Linked DNA regions of Mus musculus: all the other regions are linked to region 1. Evidence: chromatin loops called from intact Hi-C (ENCODE). Cell type or tissue: heart. All regions are shown on one strand. Each heading gives the region's core, and the rest is flanking DNA. Links, peaks and the distances in the headings are about the cores only.

What was found. A loop is a pair of places that touch in the nucleus more often than their neighbours do. Peaks named below come from ENCODE experiments on the same cell type or tissue, not always from the same donor. Only the 100,000 strongest peaks of a DNase experiment are listed, where the experiment ranks them.
Region 2: a loop joins it to region 1, with 1.8 times the contacts of the local background. A loop is called at or near these places in 1 of 42 quality-filtered maps.
Region 3: a loop joins it to region 1, with 4 times the contacts of the local background. A loop is called at or near these places in 1 of 42 quality-filtered maps.

What each region holds. Positions count from the first base shown.
Region 1 is chr9:110,472,320-110,480,307 of GRCm38, forward strand. It overlaps Klhl18 (kelch-like 18), which reads right to left and starts at 4,375. Exons shown (of 10, transcript NM_177771.5): 1 at 4,147-4,375. The coding sequence starts at 4,275. Kif9 (kinesin family member 9) reads left to right here and starts at 4,675. Exons shown (of 21, transcript NM_001163569.1): 1 at 4,675-4,795. In heart, for the core only: no CTCF peak of the experiment used is centred there; DNase peaks (open chromatin) are centred at 4,352 and 4,652; H3K4me3 peaks cover 2,198 bases; H3K27ac peaks cover 1,526 bases; H3K27me3 peaks cover 1,203 bases.
Region 2 is chr9:110,621,274-110,629,261 of GRCm38, forward strand. It overlaps Nradd (neurotrophin receptor associated death domain), which reads right to left and starts at 3,120. Exons shown (of 5, transcript NM_026012.2): 1 at 3,042-3,120; 2 at 1,814-1,962; 3 at 799-988; 4 at 567-709; 5 at 1-464. The coding sequence starts at 1,850. The coding sequence ends at 148. Nbeal2 (neurobeachin-like 2) reads right to left here. Exons shown (of 54, transcript NM_183276.2): 39 at 7,843-7,967; 40 at 7,605-7,745; 41 at 7,346-7,476; 42 at 7,121-7,230; 43 at 6,914-7,031; 44 at 6,719-6,816; 45 at 6,534-6,650; 46 at 5,996-6,085; 47 at 5,805-5,914; 48 at 5,460-5,632; 49 at 5,263-5,357; 50 at 4,944-5,060; 51 at 4,690-4,848; 52 at 4,461-4,609; 2 more. The coding sequence ends at 3,852. In heart, for the core only: no CTCF peak of the experiment used is centred there; DNase peaks (open chromatin) are centred at 3,148 and 3,748; H3K4me3 peaks cover 2,307 bases; H3K27ac peaks cover 1,955 bases; H3K27me3 peaks cover 730 bases.
Region 3 is chr9:110,329,426-110,337,413 of GRCm38, forward strand. Scap (SREBF chaperone) reads left to right here and starts at 3,931. Exons shown (of 23, transcript NM_001001144.3): 1 at 3,931-4,080. In heart, for the core only: a CTCF peak has its summit at 3,824 (motif pointing right); a DNase peak (open chromatin) is centred at 3,916; H3K4me3 peaks cover 1,504 bases; H3K27ac peaks cover 1,191 bases.

The DNA.
Region 1 (7,988 bases), core at 1,275-6,274:
GAAGATCACTTGAACACAAAAGTTTAGGGCCAGCCTGCTCAACACATTAAGATCTTATCTCTTGGGGGCTGGTGAGATGGCTCAGTGGGTAAGAGCACCCGACTGTTCTTCCGAAGGTCCAGAGTTCAAATCCCAGCAACCACATGGTGGCTCACAGCCATCTGTAACAAGATCTGACGCCCTCTTCTGGAGTGTCTGAAAACAGCTACAGTGTACTTACATATAATAAATAAATAAATCTTAAAAAAAAAAAAAACATATCTTTAAAAAAAAAAAACAAAAAAAAAAAACAAAAAAAAAAAAAAGATCTTATCTCTTTAATTATTATTAAAGGCTTGAGAGATGGCTCTGTGGTTAAGAGCACTGGCTACTATTCCAGAGGACTCAGGTTCGATTCCCAGCAACCACACAGCAGCTCACAAACATCTGTTATTCTACTTCTGAGGGATCCAATGTCCTCTTTAGCCTCTAAGGGCACCAGGCACACAAGTGATGTACATCTGTACATGCAGGAAAACACATCCATACACATAAAACCAAACAAGTAGAAAATATAGCTGGATGGTGGTGGCATATGTCTTTAATGCCAGCACTTAGGAGGCAGTGGCAGGTAGATCTCTGATTTCAAGACCAGTCTGGTCTACAAAGGGAGTTCCAGAAAAGCCAGGACTACACAGAGAAATCCTGTCTCAAAAAAAACAAAAACAAAAGAACACACAATAAATAAATAAGTAAACAAACAATAAAACACAGATACCTACTATTCATTGAGCATTTATTACATGAAGTTTGAAGCTAATTAACTAATTGAATCCTTAGCAGTCAGGTGGGTAATGATGTCCATTCACAGAGGAATAGACTGACTCACTAGCATTTAAGGAATTTAAGTTTTGTCAGCTATGAAGTGGCAGAGCCAGGATTCAGATCCAGGCAGAGCCTGTGCCATATTGCCTCTCAGATCATAAGATCAGCAACATTCCCAAGAAAAACCCAGCACAGAGAGATTACAAACGCCAGCAAATGCGTACAAGATGAAAAGCAGACAAGTTATGTCTGACTTCAATGGAGAATTCTGAGCATTCCAGAGGTCAGCACCTGCAGAACCACCTCCAACTCCAAGCACCAGCAACACTCCACTCCTCTGTGTGTGTGTCACCAGGAGGGGCCCAGAACAGGCAATACTCGTCCTCTCTACCAGGCAAGCAACTGCTGTCACTGCCCTAACAAAAAACAGGTGGTTACCTTCTCAACAGGTTGAGCTCCCTGACTCCCGGCTTGGGGAACTAGCGCATTACTGACCTCAAAGGAGATTCATTGACTCTGAATACATCCTGAGAGGACAAGTCCTTTATTTTATAGCTATGGTTCTCACAATGCAGTCCTAGAGGAAGACAGCATCACTGGTGAACTCGACGGGGCTCATGCCAGACCTATGAATCAGAAATCCCAGGGTGAGCGATACGAACAAGGCCACCAGGTGAGTCTCATATCTGCTGAAGTTTGCAAACAACTACTCTAATTGGGGTGGGGTGGGGTGGGGGGGAGCTAGTTATTAAACCGCTAACCAATTCTTTAGAATCTGCTTATTTGAAAAACAGTCTGGACTCATGGGAAGGTGGAGAAAAGAGTAAATTATGAGAAACCAAGACAGATTTTGCAGAGAAGCTCTTGTGAGTAGTGACTGTAGCATTGGTGTACTAGGCCTTTCGATGGCTCCTAGCACCAGAATTCTCCTGAGGCTCTATAGAAGGGGGTTTTGGAACCAGTGAAATAAATGTTGTCTACAGTCTAGCTCCGGTCTATGCTTTTACACAGGTCCTTATGACTCTGACCTGACACAAGCAAAGTAACTGAGACTTGCACTCTCAGTCGGAAAGACGTTTGAATGATACAATTGTTCCTTTGCCTGAATGGAAAAGATTTTCGTGGGGAAAAAAAAAATCATACAAGCAATTTCTGCTGTAAGTTTGGTAGATTCAGCATTTATGTTGAACGCAGAGGCAAATGTATGGCTTTAGGGAAGTAAGTATCTGTGACCACACTCCATCTATCTACCACACAGCTTTCCTTACTGGCTCACCTCTTACAGCCCGAATCTTTAAAAACAAACACTTTTCTTTTTCTGCCGTCTCTTTGTGTGTGTGTGAGAGAGAGAAAGAGAGAGAGAGAGAGAGAGAGAGAGAGAGAGAGAGAGAGAGAGAGAGAGAGCGTGCAGGTGCCACAGCACACCTACGGAGGGCAGAGGGCCATTTTCAGGGGTCAGTTCTCACTTCCACTATGTGGGTCCCAGGGATGCAACTCAAGTCATCAGGCTTGGCAGCGAGTCCCTTTCCCCACTCAGCTTGTCACCAGCACACAGCCTAAATCCTAGCGAAAAACTTCTTTCTTATTACTGCCTTTCAGCAGCCTCTACATCCCAAAGGTCGGTGCCACAGTTAAATCAGTCTGCTTCCAAATCTCTACTGGCCTTGCCATCTTCTGCCTCCTCTAATCCATCTTATTTTTTCTTAATCCTCTTGGTTTCCCTATCTTATCTGAGACGATCTGCCCCTTCTCAGACCATTTCACTACTCTAATTAGAGATCCATTTCTTTCAGGATTGATGAAAAAGTTAACATAGGTGCTATACAAAGAATACCAAATATCTAATCCTCACTAATGGTGAGATTTAAGAATCGTCTTTAAGCCGGACAATGGTGGCGCACACCTTTGATCCCAGCACTTGGGAAGCAGAAGTAGGCAGATTTCTTAGTTCCAGGCCAGCCTGGTCTACAAAGTGAGTTCCAGGACAGCCAGGGCTACACAGAGAAACCCTGTCTCAAACAAACAAACAAACAAACAAACATTAAACACAAAAAAAAAACCCCACAAACAAACAAAAAAGAATCATCTTTAAACTGAGTGGTGATGGCTCACATCCTGACTTGAAAAACCAAAAACAAAGAACAAAAATTATTTTCACATTTCGAAATTTAAACTTAAAGAGATTAAGTAATGTGCCCATGGTTACAGCTAGTGTGTTCTTTCTCCAAAGCCACCCTCAGTTTGTTTTGCTTTTTAAAGTGCCAAACCATTAACCATTCAACTTTTTTTTTTTTTTTTTTTTTTTTTGAGACAGGGTTTCTCATAGACCTGGCTGTCCTAGAACTCACTCTGTAGACCAGGCTGGTCATGAGGTCTGCTTGCCTCTGCCTCCCAAGTGCTGGGATTAAAAGAGTGCTCCACCACTGCCCAGGAGCCACCCTATTCATTCCTACCAGTCTGACTCGAATACATGGAGAAGCAATGCTTCCTTAACTCAGTAGAAGATAAAGTCTAAGAGGTGTCTGTGTCTTTCTGTTGTTTTGAAACAGGAAGAGGGAGTGTCACACCGAGACAGTAAGAGCCTTCCAGGCAAGGTCCAACAGGAAAAACCACAGGCAGGCAGTATCCCCACCTGGAGGGATCTACCTGGCTCAGCAGGGCACCAAGGTGCAGCCCTGCACGACTCAAAGCACAGGGGGCACTGGCCCTTGACACCAGACCAGAATGCTGGATGGGAACAGGTGGCAAAAATATCCCTCTCCCCAAACAGTCCTTTAGCCTGGCCTCCAGGACCTTTTAAGGTGGTGACAGTAGATTGTTTTCCAGCATGGAAGAGAGTAGCCCACATCAAAAGATTTCCAGATCCGATTCTAAAAGCGCCAAGGGCAAGCAATGACTCCTGAAGAGAAGGCTTAGCATTTACAACAGCACAGCCAACTTCAAGGAGCCCAAAGAAATGACTTTAGGACAAGATAGGATGTCTTAGTGGTACCCATCGGAATGTGGAGTCAGCCACCGCCCCTTCCTCCATGGTCTGCCTGTAAGAACATTTTCTCTTTTCTGTATGACAGAAAAGGAGGCGGATACCCCAATGTCTCCTGCTCTTAGGGCGTCAGAGGCACACCTCTCAATCTTTCCTTCCAATGGCTGAACGGCTGTCCCCTTTACTCTCCCAACTTGGCCTCATTTCCCCCTCTGCGCTTGGCACCGCTCTCTACTACTCTGTTCCCCTCTAACCTTTCTCCACCCACAGTCGGCTGGACCACTCTTCCCCTGTCCACCACCCTTTTCTTCCCGCTCAGTCCCTTTCCCCTCAGCCAGCCACCGCCCAGACCATGGTACCTTTAGCGTCACGTCGCATAGCTTGCCCTGCCGCCGGATCTCCTCCATGACGCCGTAGCCGCGACTAGGCAACTCCGACACGGAGAAATGCACCAAGTCCTCCAGCTCCTCCGCGCCGTCCTCCACCATCTTCCCCGGCCGCCGCAACTGCGCAGGCCTGGCCAGCAGGCTTCACACTAACCAGGGCGGGGCAAGGGCTCACGCTGAAGGCTGCCCAGAACGCGAAGCCGGAATCTCACTGGCCTGCGCGGCCACCGTACCCACAAAGTCCTCGACACCGGAAGTCTCGCTGCCCCGCTTCCTGGTTTATACATAGCCTTTTTCCCCCCGTAACTCAAACTCAGGCTTCGCATATACAGCTACTCTAAGCCTTCCAGGTTAATTGACTCCATCTCTGTCTTCTTTGTTCAGCTCTGACTTTCCCTGTATCTTTAACGGAGAAATGTGGGCTTAAATTCCGCCACCACCCTACACTACTTCCGTAATCCCTGCAGGCTTCCTGTTGCCATGGCGACTGTGTACACAGCCAGTCGGCTAGCTGTCCTGGTTGCGAACAGAGCTCCCTCAAGTTGCTGCAGTTCTAGCGGTCGCTCTACCCGAGCGCCACTGCCCCGCGAGGTGAGCAGTGGTCACGAGCCGGTGGCGTTAGGTAAAAGGGAAACCTGGTGGGGATATCCTCCCAGCTGCTGTCAGTGGCTGGGTTCCTAACTCCTTTGGTTCTTTTATTTGTGAAAAAAAAAAAAAAATCGGAGACACCCCTGGAGATGCTCCTTTCAACCTGGTCGCAGCTTAGGGGAGCTAGGAGTTTCTGATGTTCCTTAGTCCCACGAGTCTCCACTGAGGTCCCACGACTTGCCTTAGACGGAGAGGGCGTGAGTTTGAGTGTCAGAGATCATTAAGACACGGTGTCATCACTTAGAGCCTTCTAACTACCGAAGAGGAAAACCCTCTAGAGGGGCACAGGAATGGGACCAAGGCAATCTGTCACACACATTTTAGAAAAGCATTCCACACACTGGGTGAGAAATAGGAGAGTGGCCAGTTTTGCCTGGGTGCAAACTTTGGGTTCATCTCATGCTGAGATGCAGTAGGACCCAGTGTTGTGGGTTTAAAGGGTGTTTGTTTCTTAGTCTTTATCCCTGATCGAGGTAAGAGCATGGTAGGTATGAACGCCTAGTGCCTATGAGTAATCCCATTGACTTCTTGTCAAGCCTTCGTGGGTGTTAATGTATATCCTGCTCATTCCCAAGCCCAAAACAAATGGAGAAACACTGACTCTCTCAGCACAGAGGTCTCCTGGTGGCTCGTCAGAGTCACTTTATTATGTGAAGTATGTAAGGACTGTGTTCAGATTTCTGGGAGTATTCCATCCTGAGGGGGAAAAAACACTACCTAATGGGAGGGTATCTTGAGACTGAGCATGGCTTCTTGTACTGGGAAATGAAGTATCCTCCCCAGAACGCTGCAAGTTCAGGGATTAGAGTAGTGTGGGAGGGGAGTGACATATCACATACCTTGGCACTCTCTCAGTAGTGGCTGAAGATGGTGGACCCACCTATGGAGATTCAGTCACCCTCTGACTTCCAGCCATGAGTATCACCATCAACTACCATTTCTTGAGCACCTGGTGTGTGCTGGGCGCTGTTCTGGACCTTGTGGGGGGCATCACAAGAGGTAAACGGCACGACCCTTATCCTCAAGCAGCTTGTAATTTGACTTGGGAGCTGAAGCCCACATAAATGAAGCGGCATAAGAACGGTAGCAAGCAGTACCTCAGTAAGTGCGAAATGGCATGTGCTTCCTTCCGCGGCACTGTTGGCTAGTGGGCTCCCGAGAGGAGTATAGACCCTCGGAAAGGCTTGTTGCCAACTGCGCATGACTCCAGGGATGCTCGGCGGCATGAGCATCCGGAGGACCCTGGAAAGGTCGGATGGGGGGGCTGCATGTGCACGCGCGCGTTGGAAGTTGTAGGGCAGAAACGGGGGGGAAAGCTCTGGAGCAGCCTTTGAGCTGGCCTGTGAACCCGCTTCCAGAACTCTCTGGATTCTTTGTAATTCCTTCTAGATGTTATACTCAACGGCACTGGAACCTTCCTGGGCAGGAAGATAAGACTCTTGGGGCTTGTGTTCAGAAAGGTTTCCCAGAGCTGTAGAAACTGAGTATTGAGTAAAAGAAGCACAGCTCCCATCTGGAGATACTAACCCCAATACTTGGGAAGCTAAGACAAGAGAATTGTGAGTTCAAAGCCAACCTGGGCTACACAGTGACACCCTTTCGCAAGGAAGACTTTATTTTTTTTTAATCGTGAACAACAAACCACTTCTCTCTGTTCTCAGTTCTCAGTAACAGAAAGTAAACTCGGAAGTGAAACCTTCAGTCTCCTTAATGTGGGGTCCAAGTTAGAGGCCGTGTGATTTTTTTCTAGAGCTCAAATTTGCAGACACACACACACACACACACACACACACACACACACACACACAAAATGTTCAGCCAAACTATGTTCTTTTCTTACTCCAATATTTTTCAGATTAATTTTCTAAAAACAAAAACAAAAACAAAAAAATTGGAAAGATCCAGCAGAGTGCTAGGGAAGACTCATGAAACAGTGACATGTGTGGACACAGAGGGTAACTTGGAGGAACTGGGTCTCTTCTTTGACCATGTAGGTTCTGAGGATCAAACTCAGGCCATCAAGCTTTGTGGCAGGTGCCTTTACCAGTGACATCTTGTGGGCCCTCAAAAGCCTTGTTTGTTTGACACAGGGTCTCAGTATGTAGCCTTGGCTGGCCTGAAGCTGGATTCGTAGACCAAACTCATAGACCCACCTGCCTGTGCTTTCAGAGTGCTAAGATTAGATGCATGTGCCACCACACTCGGCCGCTTAAATGACTTTAATACATACTAGCAGTAGTTCTGTGTCACGTGAGAGCGTTTTTCCGTAAAGGTATTTAAAAAATTACTAAACATCCCTTCAGAATGTTAGAAGAGTGAATCAACTCCTTTGTCTGGCATTTCACTTTTGCGGCTATATGCTTGCTATTCCACCCCACTCCCCCCCCCATCCCCCCAACCCTGTGTCCCCGTCTGCTCACCTGTCTACCTGCCCTCCTACTCCTTCCCTGTCTCCTCCTCCTTTAAAACTACAGGTTGCTTTAGGGGCAGGGGCTTCATTCCTTTTTAAACTGGCCCAACCCTGATGGGACAATTTAAAGGGAAATGTACAGTGAAGCCTATGTCATGCTCTGTGGACCTTCTCTGTACTTAAACTTTGTACATTGTGCAATAGTAGTTCCAAAAAGCCAAGTGGTGGTGGCGCACACCTTTAGTCCCAACACTCGGGAGGCAGAGGCAGTCAGATCTCAGAGTTCTAGGCCAGCCCAAACTACAGAGTGAATTCCAGAACAGCCATGGCTACACAGAGAAACCCTGTCTTTGAAGAAAAAGAAAAAAAAATAGTAGTTCCAAATGGGTTTGTCTTCTTTGAGCCAGGGCCTTGTTTATCCCAGACTGGCCTTGACCTCCATATGTAGCTGAGAATGATCTTGAACTTCTTCTGACCTTAATGCCTCTACCACCCGAGTCCAGAGATGTTAGGTAAGCATAGCACTGCCACCGGCACCTGGCTCTCAGGAAGGGCCCATCTTAGGGCTCTAAGGTGTCTCACTGGGTAAAGTCCGTGCCGATTCAAGCGTGAAGAGCTGAGTTTGGATCCCTAGCTCCCACATAAAGGCTTCGAGAACAGAGACAGATGCATCTCTGTGGGCTTTCTGGCCTGCAAGTATAGCCAAAAATGGTGAGCTCCAAGTTCACTGACAAACCTTGCTTCAAAACATAAGGTG
Region 2 (7,988 bases), core at 1,481-6,480, 150 kb after region 1:
GCTTCTATCTTGGAGAGGATGGAGAAGGAACATGAAGTGGCCGGATCTTTTGTGTTCTGCTGCCACAACAGCAAGCTGAAGCCAGAGAAGTACTAGGAAGCCCATGAAAGACATGAGGCCAGGGCAGGCAGCCCTGGGAGGCGGCACTCACACCACCGAGGAGCTCTCAGCTGGCGAGCTCAAAACCTGGACCACATCTTCTCGGCCTATGGCAGCCAGAGCATCCTCCAGCACTCTGAGGGTAGCTCTATTGCCTTCTTGGGCAGCCCAGTTCCTTAGCAGGGTATAGGCTGGCATTTGGTCACAGGCCATGGTTTCCACAGCCTCAGCTTGGTAGCCGAGGTGGCCTGCCAGCTCCTGCCAGCCCTTGGCTGGCTCACCCATCATCAGGAGCCGCTGGACTTCCTCCTGCTGCTGCTGTGGAATATGCAGGTAAAGCTGGCAGCCAAGGTCCGGGTGTGGTCCTGGGTGGGGGTGGGGGTGGGGGTGAAGAGAGAAGTGTTAGTGGGTAGGGGAGGCACTAGTTAAATACAAAGGACTACAGACAGACTAGGAAACGTGCTCACCCTGGCTGGGAATACAGGGCTCCAGACTAGGAGGAGAGTCCACGAAGACGTTGCTGTCACCACGCCTCTGGTCCCTGTCAGGGTCCCCTAGCTCTACAGTCCGAGCTTTAGCCAACTGTTGCCTTTGCTTATGTGAGCGCCAGCTGTAGGGGGCAGAGGGCACTAAGACAAGGAACTGCCTCAGAGTCCAGGCATGGAGGGGATGCCACAGGACAGGACCCAGACCACCTACCATTTGAAGGCCACATAGGCCAGCAGACCAAGGATCACTGTAGCTAGGAGAGCACAGTAGACAGGAATGATGTTGCTCGAGGCCCCTGGAGGCTCAGGGGGAAATAGGGAGGAGGTATTGGGGGCTAGGGCTCCCCCAGCTCCTACCCACATTCCTTCCCTGTCCCCGTCCTGCCCCTGCAGGGCTGTATCTGTGAAGACAGACAGTGGTCAAGATAGGGAGCCACGGCAGCCTCACCTAGGTAGACCATCTTGGCAGAACTTTCCAAATACATTAGAGTTTACCATGTGTTAAAGGACTACATGGCTGGCCCTGGAGCGGCAAGAATGGCTCAGCAGACAGACACATGCCACCAAGTATGACAACCTGAGTTTGATCCCCCAGGATCCCTGAACCACACGTGCCTGCTAAGTGGTTACTGGGGCTTGTACCGCCTCAGGACAGGAGTTCTGTTCCCAACACCACATTGGATGGATCACAGCCACCTTTAACTCAATCTCCTGGGGGGGTTGATGCCCTCTTACACCCTCTGTGGGCACTCTCACACACAGACGTGCACATAGGTACACGTAAATGGCCCTTTGCTTGCCATTGTGGACAGTCACTCCCAGATGTGCCTTGTCATCTTCCGGAAGCATCCAAACGTCTTGCTATTGCATCTTCTCCTAAACGCACAGCAGGATCTCCTCTGGAAGCCTTCCTTGACCTTTCTCTTTTCACCCTGGTTGCACCACCTCTGCTTACCACAGCACAAGATTGGTCGGCTTCCAGGGTAGACTGTGAGAGCACACTGATGTGTGCTGGTGTCATGGGATCATAAAAATAAAACTTAACTGGAAGTAAATACTGGTGCTCTCTCACTTCTGCCTTAAGTCCAATGACTGACTAGTCCTTGTACCCAGTGTAGACAGGGTTCAAGGGTCAGGGACTAAAGAGCCCGTGAATGGACTTGTACACGACCCACTCTACCTCCCAATCTGCCCGCTACCTAGGATCTGGGACAAGGAATGCCTACCTGAATAGACCACACCTTTGCTGACGTTATAAAGCATGGTGCTGCCAGGCGCTGCCTGCTGGGCTGTTTTTTGGTGAAGGGGAGTTGTGTAGAGAACTGAGTTGACGGAGCTTGGAGCCTGCTTCTCTTGAATCTCAGAAGGAGGAACTCTGCAGAAATATGAAGAAATCCTCAGATCTGCTGTCAGGAGTCCCTGGGGGCAGCGTGTGTGTCCATCCTGATTCACACCAGGGCTGGAACAGTTTCTCCTGTGTCAAATAGGTGGAGGTAACAACTGGCTCCTGCTAGCCAAAGCTGGTGGCATGGGGTACAGCTCAGGATAGAAATCACCCGATCTCAAAGACCTTCCCAAGTACCTGGGCTGAGTCTGGGGATGTTAAAAGGAGGGTAAAGATACATGGACTGTGACCCTATCTCAGGCTGAAACATCCCTAGGAACTGGTGATCATACACATCTGCCAAAACCCAGCATCCCAAGGTCCCCAAGGCAAGCCCGCTTACACTGCCTAATGCTCCCTCTGTCCCCTCCAGGGCCAGTGGCCAGCCCTTTCCTGGGCAGGGACTAAGTGAACTGATACCTTAATGGTTCAGCAAACTCATAGACCATACAGATCTCAGAGGGCCTGAAATGGAAGAACAGGGCCAACTCAGACCAAGGACCCACCTGGACCCTAGAGTACTAAATCTGCTGAGACCACTCCCTGCAGTCTACGGAGGAGGAGAGGCTCCAGATCTGAAGGAGGAGAGAGATCTGGCTTGGATAAGTAAGAGATTAAAAGAGGCCCTTCAAGTCCCCAACGGCTACTGCTGCATAGCCAATGGCTCTAACACGTGGTGTGTCTATAGTAGGGCTATCAGCAGTTCGGTGCTGTAGTCAGGTAAACCTCTGATGTGGGTGGCCCCTTTATGGACTTTGTATCTTTGTGTCGCCACATTGGGAGTTGGGGGCTTCTGGGATCCTTGGTGGGTGGGCCTGTAAACCAGTAGCAGCAGACAGGCCTTGGAATCTGCCCCACCCATCCTGAGCAGCCGGAGTGGAACTTCTTCAGGGCTCCCCACCCATCTCCAAGCCCAAAATGGGAAGAAACAATTCAACAGCCCCTGCAGGCCCATACACACCCCAACACAGACGCTGGTACCCACAGGATCAGAGCACTAAAGGCGGGAGACAGAGAAAGTTCTGGCCCCTTCCACCTAGCAAGAGCCCGGCTAGTCATTCCCTCCTAACCTTCTGCGGCCACCCCTCCGAGGGTGCCAGGATCCACTCAGCTAGGAAGACGACGGGAGTCCCTGGAGAGGGCAGGTTCCGGTCTGCCCAAGAGTGAGCCAAGGCAAGGGGCGGGCCAGTGGGGGGGTGGTGTTGAAGAGGGGAGCAGGACAATGAAGAGGCGGGGCCGAGCTCGAGGGCGCGGTCCCGCCCCCGCCCCACGCCGGAGCACGCAGAAGCACTCGGAGTTCACAGAAGCCGACACCAGCGTGCCTGGCAGAGCAGGCCACTGGCATGCAAATGCCATGCAATGGACCGCGAGAGCTGAGAACCAGGAGTCAGGAAACGTCTGGCAAAGCCAGAGGCGCCTCCGCTGGCTACACCGAGGCCAGCCTGGCCAGGAAGAAGCATGCCAGGCCAGACAGGGTAACAGAGGCTAAGACTGGGGGCCACAGGAGGCCAAGGACGGCGGCACATGTGTACTCAAGAAACCGAAAGATTACAAAACTAGGCCACGTTTATTGCTGAGAATGGGCAGCGATAGTCACCTTTGAGGATTAAGGCCACAGGTGGTCTTTGTGCTTTCACTGGGACGTGGGATTTGAAAGTAGGGATTCCCTCCCACCCCAGATTGTGCAAAATATGCAGCAGCGGCCTCAGAGGCCGACGCTAGGTCTCCCCTCAGCCGGCGAGGGGCGGGACTTCCTGGTGATGCCATCTACCAATCCCTGAGCTGGAGGGTGGGCCCCGCCCACCCCCTGGTGCAGTAGTCTCCTGGGCAGAGAATCAGGCTCGGGCCGGGTCTGATGTCTGAGCGCCTAGACTCTAGGTTCAGCGAGCCTCGCCAGGATTGTATTCAGTCTCCCCAGAGGACACCTGGGAGATTCGCCGCGAGGAGCGCCACAGCCTCCGCGCGAACTGGCTGCTGCGTACCTAGCGGGAGTAGGGATGGGATGAGATGCGGTGAGCCCTGGCAGCCGCACCCCACAACCCGCCACCCTCCTGCCCGGCCGGCCAAGCTGCCCTCTTCCTCACCTCAGAAGGCTGCCCAGCGCCCACAACGATCAATTTGCCATCTTCCAGGCCCACCAGCACATGACTGCGCTCCTTGGTCACAGACACACTGTGGACCGGCACTTTCATGGGCAGGGGAGGCACGGCGGGCCGCAATCTGGAGCAGGGAAGTAGGTGTACACTGAGTCACAACTGCAAGGAAGCCAGCTAACAGACACCTTTTCGTGCATCTACTTTGTCTTCATTTGAAGTCTGGCTAAGCTGAATTCCTGGCTTATAGAACTCCCACAACTGTGTAGCTAAGGGAGGGCCAGGGCAAGAATCCCCATGAGTAACACATGCTAGTGAGTGGGTAGTATGCACTCTCTATTACCCTGTGCCAACAGCTTCCACCTAGAGGGGCCAGGAACTAAGAGCGGGGCTCACTTGTTCAAGTGGAGGATATGTAGAGAGCACTGAGCGGTGCCCAGCAGAACAAAGTCTTCTGCCACAGTCAGGGCTGTGGGCTGCTCCGTCAGGGTCACTGAAGCCCGCAACCTCCCATTCACTGAATACAGGTGCAAGGAGTAGGTGACCTGGAAGAATTGGGGACATCAGCAACCGCCTCACCATTCCAGCTGCCCCAGTGTCTTTGTCGGGTACCCTGTCCCCATACCTGGGCCCCAGGACGTTCACAAGCAGAGCTTTGTACAACAATCTGGCCTTCAGCCCCCAGTGCTAAGTGCGATATAGGTCCAGGCAGTGTGGCACCTGGAGGCCTTAATGCTGCCACAAACTGGCCTCGACGTACAGTGTGTATGATCACAGTCCCATCCTACAGGAAGGCAGATGAGGGTGCTGAGCAGAGAACTGGAGGCTCTGGGGACAGTGCCTGGGGAAACTCCGCCTCCCCAGGGGATGTACACGCACCTCGGATCCAGACACGGCCATGTCAAGTTCAGTGCTGATGGCCACACAGCTCACTGCAGCTACATGTCCGTATAAGACCTGCACAGGCTTTGGTGCCAGCCCTGCTGACAGACCGCTCTGTGGGAAGGCAGGGCTAGCTTAAGACTCAGGCAAATGAAGATTTTATGCGAGCCAGAGGGTTGGGGGGTAATGGAGCCCCAGACTTGCTTACAGTAGGAAGGGGAAGGGAGTAACGGGGAAGTTCTGATGGCTCCCTGAGGGGCAGATGGACTTCTAGCCTGGGAGACAGGGACCTCACAGGTCTGCCCACCACACACACCTGCTGCAGAAGACGCCACACCATGCACGTGGTATCCCGGGAGCCGGAGATGAGGTAGATGCCGCAGGTGTCCAGTGCAAGGCAGGTCACTATATCTGCATAGGAAGGGGAGGACACACAGTGTTGTCACAGGCCCAACTTGGAACTCATTCCACATCTGCCTGTCTCATTCTCCCTGGTACCAGGGCTGCTCATACCAAGGTGTCGGCTTAGCTGATTCAACAGCCTGCCACGGGGTAGTGAAGTCACTCGTAGGCTGCCATCCCAGTGGCCACCACTGAAGAGCAGCTTTCCGTCAGGAGCTACTGCTAGTGCTTGTGCACTCACGCCACTGTCTGAGACCCAGGGCCCACTCAGTAGTTTCTGCACCCTAAACCAAGGGGAAGACGGTAGGTGAGGCTGGGCCACGGGTGAGAGATGTGGGCTAGCAGGGACCTTAGCCAGCCCTCTCCCCTGCAGCTGGCCTGTATTCTGTTTAAATGGGGAGGTGGTTCGGGGTGTAGGACATTCATATCGCACCCCTACCCGCAGCCCTGCCTTACTTGGGGCTCCCCATGGTGGGATCTTTGCTGAAGGTAAAGTAGTTATTGATGTTCCGGTCATAGGGCAGCCAGGTATGAGTGCCCAGCAGCCCACTGGCACTTACAGTCACCTGTGGGTAAGAATATGCTATGGTAGCTTGGGGCGGAGGCAGAAGGGATGAAGCTAATGGGAATCTGCCAGGTGTACTTACCAACATGTCCGAGGAGCTCTGGGTGATAAAGGAGTGTGACTGTCGGTGAGGAACCAGAGCTAAGACCAGAGGTACAGCCTCACTGACAACCTGCAGAGAAATGCGTAAGGCTGACTGAAGTAGACAGTGTTCTTGGTAGGTACCCTCTTTGGCCCTTGACCCCAGGGACAAAGTGGGTGTCATAGAGAGGTGAGTCTGAGAGGTAGACATGACAGCAGTGGGCACGTAGGAGGGCATCACAGAAAGAGGAAGAAGCTGGGGTAGACACAGAAGACGCCAGGGTCGAGCCCGGGCTCAGCCTTGGTCCCTTCATCCCATTACTCCTTGGCCTCGGCGCAGTGACAGCAGGAAAGGGGAGCATGCGTGAAGATGCAGGAAGGGGACCAAGGCCAGACTCTCTCCATCCTAACTGCACTTGGGAATCTCATCCTGGCCGCCCTCCTACCCGTATGTCCCCAAGATGTCTGCTCAGAGATGGGTAAGGACGTGTGGCTAAACCCATCTTACACAAGAAACTAAGTTCCCACCCACTTCTCACCTCAGCGAAAAAGGCCTTGAGTTGGTTGAGGTTCTGGAAGATGCTTGGTGAGTTAGTGTCCAGCCGGGCGAGGCGATTGGCTGCTTCCTCAGCCGAGAGCCGGGGTGGGTGTGGCTCCTGTCAACAAGAGCTGGTCAGCACCATGCCACCAGTGTCCTTCACCACTGTCTCCCCACAGTCCTCACCTTCAGCAGCTGACAAGGAGTCTGCCCGAAGTTGCTGATGATGCCTTCCAGAGCCTTCCGCTCCCGTTCATCTGCCACGTGGTCCAGGTCAACCGCCCCTGAGAGGAAGGTGAGTGGTTAAAACTCCTTCACTGTCCTTTCTTTATTGCCACTGTCTGTGCCCTGACCCCATCTCACGTGCGGCACACTGCCTACCTTCGTAAGTGCAGTAATAGAAGACATTGAGGGCCTCCTCGGCCGCTGGACCCCGCTGCTTATAGCCAAAGATGAGGTCGATCCATTCGTGCAGGTGGGTGGACACATACTCTGACTCCTGAGGGGAGGAAGCGGCAGTCAACGCAGGGACTGAATCCCACGGCAACTCTCAGCCCTGGCTGCCTGTGTGTGCGATCACCTCCTCACCAGAGCCTGGCGGTGTTTCTGGATGAAATCCTCGGGGCTGCCGGCCCACGGGGGCAGCACCACATCACCCACCTTCTCGTTGGTCAACTGGAGGCAGCCCAGGTCAAAGCCTAGCAGAAGAGAAAGTTAGCAGTGTGCCTGAGGATTCTTCACCATCCCTGGACACACACACACACACACCCCGTCTGTTCACTCATGCCGGAGCCCCGGTGCCTCGCATGCTACCATTCTGGTTCTCCAGGAAGTCAGGAAAGTAGAAAAACTCCGGAATGAGCTCCTTCACGTCGGCGGGGCTCTCCAGCCGTGCCTGCCAGGCTGCTGCCACCGAGTGGAACTGCCGGTCAGAGCAGTCGAAGCTGGTGGAGAGACACAGCCGGGGTCAGATGATAGATACAGAGGGATACGTAAAACCAGAGGCAGCATAAGAAGCTGCCAGGGAGACTGTGTGCCTTCCTCCCCACCCTTCCGTCACCCCTGGGCGCACCGGCCGCTCTGTAGCTGGACATGCAGGGACGTGAAGGGCTCCACGCGGATGAGGTAGTGCATCACGCCCGCTGCGTTAGAATAGTGTGTGCCATAGTGGAACTTGTCGATTGTGCCTGCTGGGTCCTCAAAGCTCTCATATCTGAAGCCACAGGCAGCACATGTCAGCAGAAGATCCACACACATCCATCCCCAGCCCACCGAGCCCTGCCCTCCCCTGCCCTGCCCACAAAGCTCACTTCTCCCTCACAAGCTGGGCATGCTTGGGATTCACCACACCGATGGGTTTGGACAGGTCCCGGAAGACAGCTGGATTGCTGAGGTCCAAGACTGGGGACACATAGTCCTGCAAGACCCAGGGGAACTGGACGCCCACCCAGGAAAG
Region 3 (7,988 bases), core at 1,462-6,461, 140 kb before region 1:
TGTGAAGTGGGTTTAGGACCTTAGTCTTTTCAGGAACTTGGTTGTAAAAGAAAGCACTTAACCCTGTAGGGTCATACATAACAGGCTTAGTCGGAAAGTCTGATAGACTGTGCTGGAGAGGTGGCTCAGGATGGAGAGCGCTTCTCTAGGAGTCAGAGTGGTGGAAACAAGAATACTTGGTGTTGAACAAAGACACAGAGACAGAGGGAAAATAACTCAACAGGGCAAGTTCTTTCACAAAAAAGGATGGGCAGGCGAGTACCAGGGCTGGCGAGTACCAGGGCTGGCGAGTGCCAGGGCAGGCGAGCATACCAGGGCTGGCGAGTACCAGGGCTAGCGAGTGCCAGGGCAGGCGAGCATACCAGGGCTGGCGAGTGCCAGGGCTGGCGAGTGCCAGGGCTGGCGAGCGTACCAGGGCAGGCGAGCGTACCAGGGCAGGCGAGCGTACCAGGGCAGGCGAGCGTACCAGGGCAGGCGAGCGTACCAGGGCAGGAAGTGTGCCTAGTCTTTATTTTAATGCAGGTGGTGACTGTCTTTTCCCCATTGGCGGGAGTCCAACCTCAGAGTCTTTTGAGGTTAACTAGGTTTTAAAAGAATACGTGTAAAAGAAATTAAGAAAAAGGGGGAAGAGTTCTCTGTTCTAGGCTATCACATTCAAGAACTTGTGTGTGTGTGTGTGTCTGTCTGTCTGTCTGTCTGTCTCTTTGTGTGTGTGTGTGTGTGTGTGTGTGTTGTGAAAATAAAAGTTTTACCAGGTGGAGAGGATTAAAAGATTTTAATTATCTACATAAAAGTTTCACGAGGTGGGGAAACTTATGGAATATTAGTCCTCGGAGGGCAAGGCTACCTTTGATAAAAACAAACAAACAAAAGAAAATCGATTCTTCACAGTTGAGGCCCTGGGCTTGGATTTCCAAAACTGCAAATGAACAGCCCTGAAAAGCTAAGTGGGGCTCAGCCACAGAGCATTCCTGTAACAGATGACTTGGGTTCAAGTTGAGCACCCAAAGCAAAACCAGACACCAGGCAAATAAAACTGGAAAGATCTTACATACCTTCACAAGGAAAGAGACGGCGGTCAGAGCGGGAGAAACCAGGGACAGAGAAGGCGATGCTCACTCCCAGGCTCCTGAGGGGGCGGACGTGGTACTTGAGGGATAAGGCTTGGAGGAAGTGACCTGAGGATGGAGTGGGAGGAGCATGGGCTTCCCTACCCTGCTTTCTACTGTTGCTTCTAATTTAAAAACAAAGAAAAGAAAAGAAAAGAAAAGAAAAGAAAAGAAAAGAAAAGAAAAGAAAAGAAAAGAGAAAACAATCTTTTGTTTTCTTCAATTTTTAAGACAAGGTAGCCTTTGAACATATAGCCCTGGAACTTGCCATGAGCTCACGTAGGTTCTGCTTCAGACTTCTGAGTGCTGGGCTCACAAGCGTTTGCCACCAGTTCTGGTGTTTTAGTCTGCTGCTCTGTGCTACGATAAAACACGAACCCAAGTCAACCTGGGGCTGAGGTGGGGGCCACAGAGATAGCTCCATAGTTAAAGACACTCGTTGCTCTAGCAGAGGACCGGAGATCTTTCCAGCAACTTCACAGTGGCTCACAACTGTCTGTAGCTCCAGTTTTAGGGGGAGTTGAAGCCCTCCTTAGGGAACCAGGAATGTTCATGGTGCAAACGCATACCAGCAGAGGAAACACTCATACACAGAATACAATAAGTACATCTTGGGCTGGTGTGATGGCTCAGTGGGTAAGAGTACCCGACTGCTCTTCCAAAGGTCCAGTGTTCAAGTCCCAGCAACCACATGGTGGCTCACAACCATCCGTAATGAGATCTGACACCCTCTTCTGGTGTGTCTGAAGACAGCTACAGTGTACTTACATATAATAAATAAGTAAATCTTTTAAAAAAAAAAGTACATCTTTTCTTTTTTTTTTTTTTAAATCAACTCGGGGAACAAAGGGTATATTTGGTTTGCATTTCCATGTCCATCAACAAGAGTCAGAGCAACAAAATACACCACGTAAAAAAATAAATTTTATTTTTATTACTGAGGTTTGAGCTCAAGGCCTTGATGCTAGGCCCTACCAGTGGGCTGCATTTTCTTATCTTTGTGGGGGCCAGACTTATGTACCAGACTGGCCTCAAATTGGAACCTTGGACTTCTGTTCCTCCTGCCTGCATCTCCTAAGGGCTGACATAGGTGTGACCCACTGAAAGATCCTAACAGAATGTAAAAGGTCACAGAAGCCCTGAAATTGGCAAGATAGATGTCACTGTTAGCAGAACTAGCTTCACTGATTTAGAAAAATAGAGGTGCACAATGCTCTGGCCACTCCTTGAACTTGTGTGTCTGCCAATGTTTTGACCATTCCTTGAACCCATGTGTGTGCCCACTGATGAAGCCCACTGCCAGGTGTTTGTGATATTGGTTGCTGAGAAAGAGTCAGAAAATCTCCCCAGCAACCACAACCGGGCCAATCCTGAGTTGCTGCCCCTGCACCAGACTCTTTCCTTGTACCCCTCCCATACCCATTTCTTGAGAATTGTTTAGATCTGGAAATCCCCCCACTCTCCCCTTCTCCTTTCCCCCCTGAGGGCCTATAAAAACTGGGACCTCTTTCCCCTCGAGGTCGACTCCTCTAACCCTGCGTGGGATATGAGTCATCCCCAGAGCTCTGGCTTTCCCCGAATAAAGCCTCATGTGGTTTGCATCAAGCTTGGTCTATCGTGAGTTCTTGGGTGTCTGCTATTATCCTGAGGCCTGAGCGAGAGGCTCCTCTGGGGAGTCTTTCACCACCACTGCCAGTTTGCTGGGGGTTAAGGCTCATATTCAAGGCTGGGCAAGCAGTATATCAACTGAGTTACATCTCTACCAGAAACCTGCTTTATAGAATAACCCTATTCCAAAGGCTGAAGTGGCCACCTCTGATTTGTTTTGCACGGTGACTATACTTATATTTTCTCTTCCCCCACCACTGGTGCCCTTGAGGGCAGGTACAGGGTCTGTTCTACCTTAGTATGCCTTGGGGGTGAGCAAGAGTGACACGAAAGAAGTATGTTTAAGGTAGCAAGATGGGGGCAGGTGGCCACTCTGACCTGTGACACTCAGAGAGTCAAGACATTGGTAGTGTGGTTGAGATCTCTCCACAGGCAGGCCTGAGGACAAATGGAAACATAGCAACCAGGGTTGGTGCTGTTGCTGAGTGTCTGGAACCTCACTTTCCCCAAGGCCAAATGAGAGAACACACACCATATGCTTAACTCAGCATTTACCAGAGCAGTCACTCAGCATAATCCGTTACATGTGCAAGTCGACTGGTGGCAGTTCAGAAGGTGGAAGAGACTCAGACACCCATAGTTCCTCTACGTGGGAATAAACACTGAGTATATATCTTCCACTTTACCCTATGCATTGTATTTTTAACAAAAATGGAATCCTAACACCAGCTTGGTTTTGAACTAGCTTTCATTATAAGTGCTCATTTAACATCCTTGGTGTTGGAGGCTCCTATACCTAGTTCATCAACTGAATACACTTGCTATTTAGCTCAGTTGCTTCTAATTCCCTGGTTTGTTTTTCTTTTTGATGCTGCTGTGGATCAAACCCAGGGCCCCTAGCGTCTCAGGCAAGCTCTCTACCACTGAGCCATACACCCAGCCCCGCTTCTAATCCTTTGGCACTATAAAGCATGGAACACGAGCTCTTGTGCATGTTCTCAATCACTTCCCAGGACAGTGATGCTGTCAAAACTCTGAAGTGCTACTAGCCACCTTTTTCCAGGCCACAGGCAACTCCAGTACTTCCTCTCGCAGTTGTGTGGCAGGGGACCACCAGGGGGCGAACCCGAGCCGTTGGCAGTGCCAGACTACGCATGCGCACGCCGCCGGGAGCACGTGTGGAGGGCGGCGGAGCGGGAGGGGAAAGGTAGGAGTTGAGAGGTGAAGGGGCGGGGAGCTGCGCGGGCGCCGGGCGGCCGGGAGGGAGAGGGCGGGCTCCAAACACCGGACCGCGGGCCAGGAGCGCGCAGGCCGTTCTCCGCCGCTCGGTCGCCGCCGCCCGGGAGCTGCCTCGCTGCCACAGGTACCTCAGCGCGCGTCTGCACGGTGCGGCTGGGCCCCGGCGCCGGCCTCGCGCCGCTCGTGCCCGGGAGTTCCGGGATGCGGGCGAGCCCGGGCAGGGGCGCGCGGGCGTGGGCGCTGTCCAGCAGCCCGAGGCGCGGCTCCGGAGACCGCAGTCTGGAGCTGGGGGCCGGACGGTCTCGCGTCCCCCTTCCCGACCGCGCCCCCGCCCGGGCCGAGCTGCCTGGGTCGCGATGGGTTCAGGCTGAGTGAGCTCAGGCAGGTAGGCTCGCCGCTGGATCCTGCTTTGGGGTTGTCTGGGGTTGTCTGGGTGAGGGCTAGACCCTGTGACTCAGTCCTGCCTCTTTCCGAAGATCCGATAGCCAGGCAACATGTAGATTCTCTGCTGGGAGTGCTCGGTTTCTGGTTTTATGTGTTGCTTAAACCTAAACTTTGCTCGCTTATGTTGCTTATGTTTACTTCCAGGTGGTTTTGTTGCATCAGGGTTATAATGGGATAGCGCTAGCTGCAGCGAGTCCCGGGTCCACACTGCATCTCAGAAAGTTGTGCAGATGGTGGCGATGAAGAGGAGGGCAGTGAGCCACAGGTGGCGGCGGGTGAGGGGTGGGAGTGGGAGTGGGGTCCTGGAGGTAGTCTTCCTTAGTTTAGCTTATTTATCTCTTATGGTGACGGAAGCGATGAATAAATAAGTTCATGATGATCTTGTAGTAATTCTTGTGAAGTCGACATAGGAACAGTCTTTAATGATGCGTTTGGGTGCGTTTGTAGAGTTTGCTTATGCAGTGTGCAGCCATCTCAAGGTGTGCTAAACATTAAAGCTTTTCTTAGAGTCAGGATCAAGTGTATCTAGTTAGTGCTGAATGCATTTTAGGTGTAACCTGTGTGATGCTCAAGTGAAGATTGTATGTTATGAAGTATATGCTAATGTATTTCAAATCTAAAGGCTTTTTATATATTTGCAGCGTTTCTGCTTGGCAAATATTTTGTTTGTATTGTTTTTTTAACGACCAACAGGAAATACAAGTATAAACATTATTCCTATACTCATTATTAAGTTACTTGGGGACGTGTGCCTAGGGCATTGGTCTGCCACTGAGTAACACCTGTGGCTTTTTATTTTGAGTTGGGCTTCATTGCCCAGGCTGACCACAAAGTTTCATCCTCCTGCCTCGGTTTCCTGAATATGTGGGATAGCAGATGTGTGTGCTCCTGCTCCTGCTCGGCACTCATTCTTTGGTCAGGTTGAAAAGCAAGAACTGGCTTCCCCTTACTTGAAACTCCGTTGTTGTTGAATACTCTCTTGTTACTGTGTGTGTGGGGGGGGGGGGGCGGGTGGGAAGTACCTCTCCAGATGTTTCCATGTGCTTTAAAAGTCACGGTTTGGGAACCCTACCACCCATTTAGATTACTGTCCTGAGATGGGCACAAAACCTTTACTCTTAGTTTGTGGCTAGAACACAGAACCATAAAAATTGTGATTTGCCTGAGGCCATATGTAAGCTGCTTAACTGTCCTGTTGGGAAAGGGACCATGCCTGCCGTCCGTTTGTATTTGTTAATGTGGTTGGTTAGAGTTGCCACAGTTCAGGATCACTCCAGATACTCATCTCGGCGAGCCTAGAATTCATGTGCACTTTGCTCACTTTGACAGTCTGTATCCTTCTGTTGGCTGCGACAAATACCGCATGTGTGGTTTTCATTCTCTTTCCCGTGGAACCAGTTTCCAGGGTCATCCAGTGTGTGCATGGAGAATCAGGCCTTCAAACTGTGTCTTCCGGATTCTGCCATACGAGCTCCTGACCCTGGAACTTACCACTGTTCTGAGTTGGCTAAAGAAACAAGATCCGGGTGACTTTAGCCACCTAAAGTGATCCTTGTGGGTAATATTTGTGGAATTTTTCAAGGCTCTGGCTGTTGGGCACAGCTTATCTAAAGTTCCGTAATGAACAGATGAGATGATAGTGTTAGTCTATAGGGTGAATTTCAGGCAAGTTTTCTCACTGGCCAGTTAGGGGCTGTGCCTGTATGCGAACTTGTTTGCCCGACAACAGTCCGTGTTTTCCTGCAGATGTGCCCACTGGCTTCATAGTCTCTCTATTGTTCTCTTAGCAAATGGGAGGTGGAAGAGGAGGTGGTATGAGTGGAGGAAGCAGCCTGTGTCCAAGATGGCACATCTCAGTACGGCACGGCTCTCTTTCTCTCCTCTTCCCCACTTGGCTTGTTAGACTTTTCTAATTTTTAATTTTTTTTAAAATTTGTGGAAAATAATATATAAAATAAAATGTACAATTTTAATGATTAAATAGAGTAGTCAGGGATATTAAATATACTTACAGTGTTGTATAGCTGTCATTATTACCCATTTTCAGAACTTCTTAATTATTGTACACAGAAACTGTCCCCATTAAACAGTCCATATTTCCTGTGCCGCCTACTGCTGGCAACCTCTGTTGTACTCTTTTTTTCTGTGAGCTTGCTTGTGATAAGTTCTCTCATCTGAGGAGAATTGTAATTATGCTTTTTAGATTATTTCACTTTTGTTTAATGTGTATGAATGTTTTGCTTGCATGTTTGTATGTGTACCATATGTATGCCTGGTGCCCTCAGAGGTCAGAAGAGGCTATCAGATGCCCTGGAACTGGAATTAGGCATGGTTGTGAACAACCATGTGTGTGTTGGAAGCCAAACCTGACAGTCTGCAAGAACAGGTACCTTTAACTGCTGAACGTTCCCTCCGGCCCCAGGTCTTTCTTTTGAGTCTGGTTTCTTTCACCTTGATTTGAAGGTTCATTCATGTATTGTTTATTACATTTCATTCCTTTCTCAGATCGAATTATATTATTTTGTTTGTATAGCCACATTTTTTTTTCAAGAGTTTCTATTTATAGCTAGGCCTGTCCTGGAACTCGTAGACCAGGCTGGCCTTGAGCTCAGAGATCCACCTGCCTCTGCTTCCCAAGTGCTGGGATAATGGATGCTGCTATATAGCTACATTTTAAAAGAAATCTACCTTTCAATGAAGAGTGGAGCTATGTCTACCTTTTGGCTATTAGGAATGGTGACGTCAGGAACATGAGTGCACAGTTAGTCAAAAGGCTGACAATTAGGAGGAACTCAAGTGTATAGATCTTTGGATTTTTTTTTTTAGATTTATTTATTTATTTATATGTACACACCCCAGAAGAGGGCATCAGATCTCATTACAGATGGTTGTGAGCCACCATGTGGTTCCTGGGACTTGAACTCCGGGCCTTCGGAAGAGCTGTCAGTACTCTTAACCGCTGAGCCATCTCTCCAGCCTGGTCTTTGAATTCTTACTTTTAGTTCAGTGCGTGTTTTTTGTGTGCTATTTGGATATACAGTTGTCTGTCAGTATCCATAGGAGATTGGTTACAGGAACCCTTTTAGGCACTAAAATGTGTGAGTTTTTATGTATGTGGGTATATTCCCTGCATGTATGTCTGTGTACCACATACATGCAGTGCCCCCTGGTCCTCTGCAAGAGCAGCCAGCACTCTCAACTGCTGACCCATGTCTCCACCCCCTAGGTTTATTTATATTGTTTTTAACTACATGAAGGTGTTTGTGTCTGTATGTGGGTATGTTCTCATAGTGCAGAGGCTCAAGGAGGCTAGGAGCTGGAGCTGGAGTTCCAGGCAGGTGTCTGTAAGCTGTCTAATATAAGCACTGGGAACTCAGTAGTACACACTCAGCAACTGGTATAGCTCTGTATCCCTCTTTGTGTGGCTTTCAATTGTGTTGATTTCTCTTGTTGGGTCATAAAAGTTCTTTATATATTCTAGATGTTAATTCTCTGCTATATAAATGATTTGCAGATATTTTCTCCCTTTTTTTTTTTTTTTTCTTGGCTGTCCTGTGTTTTTTAAAAGGACCTGAGGGGGCTTTTGGG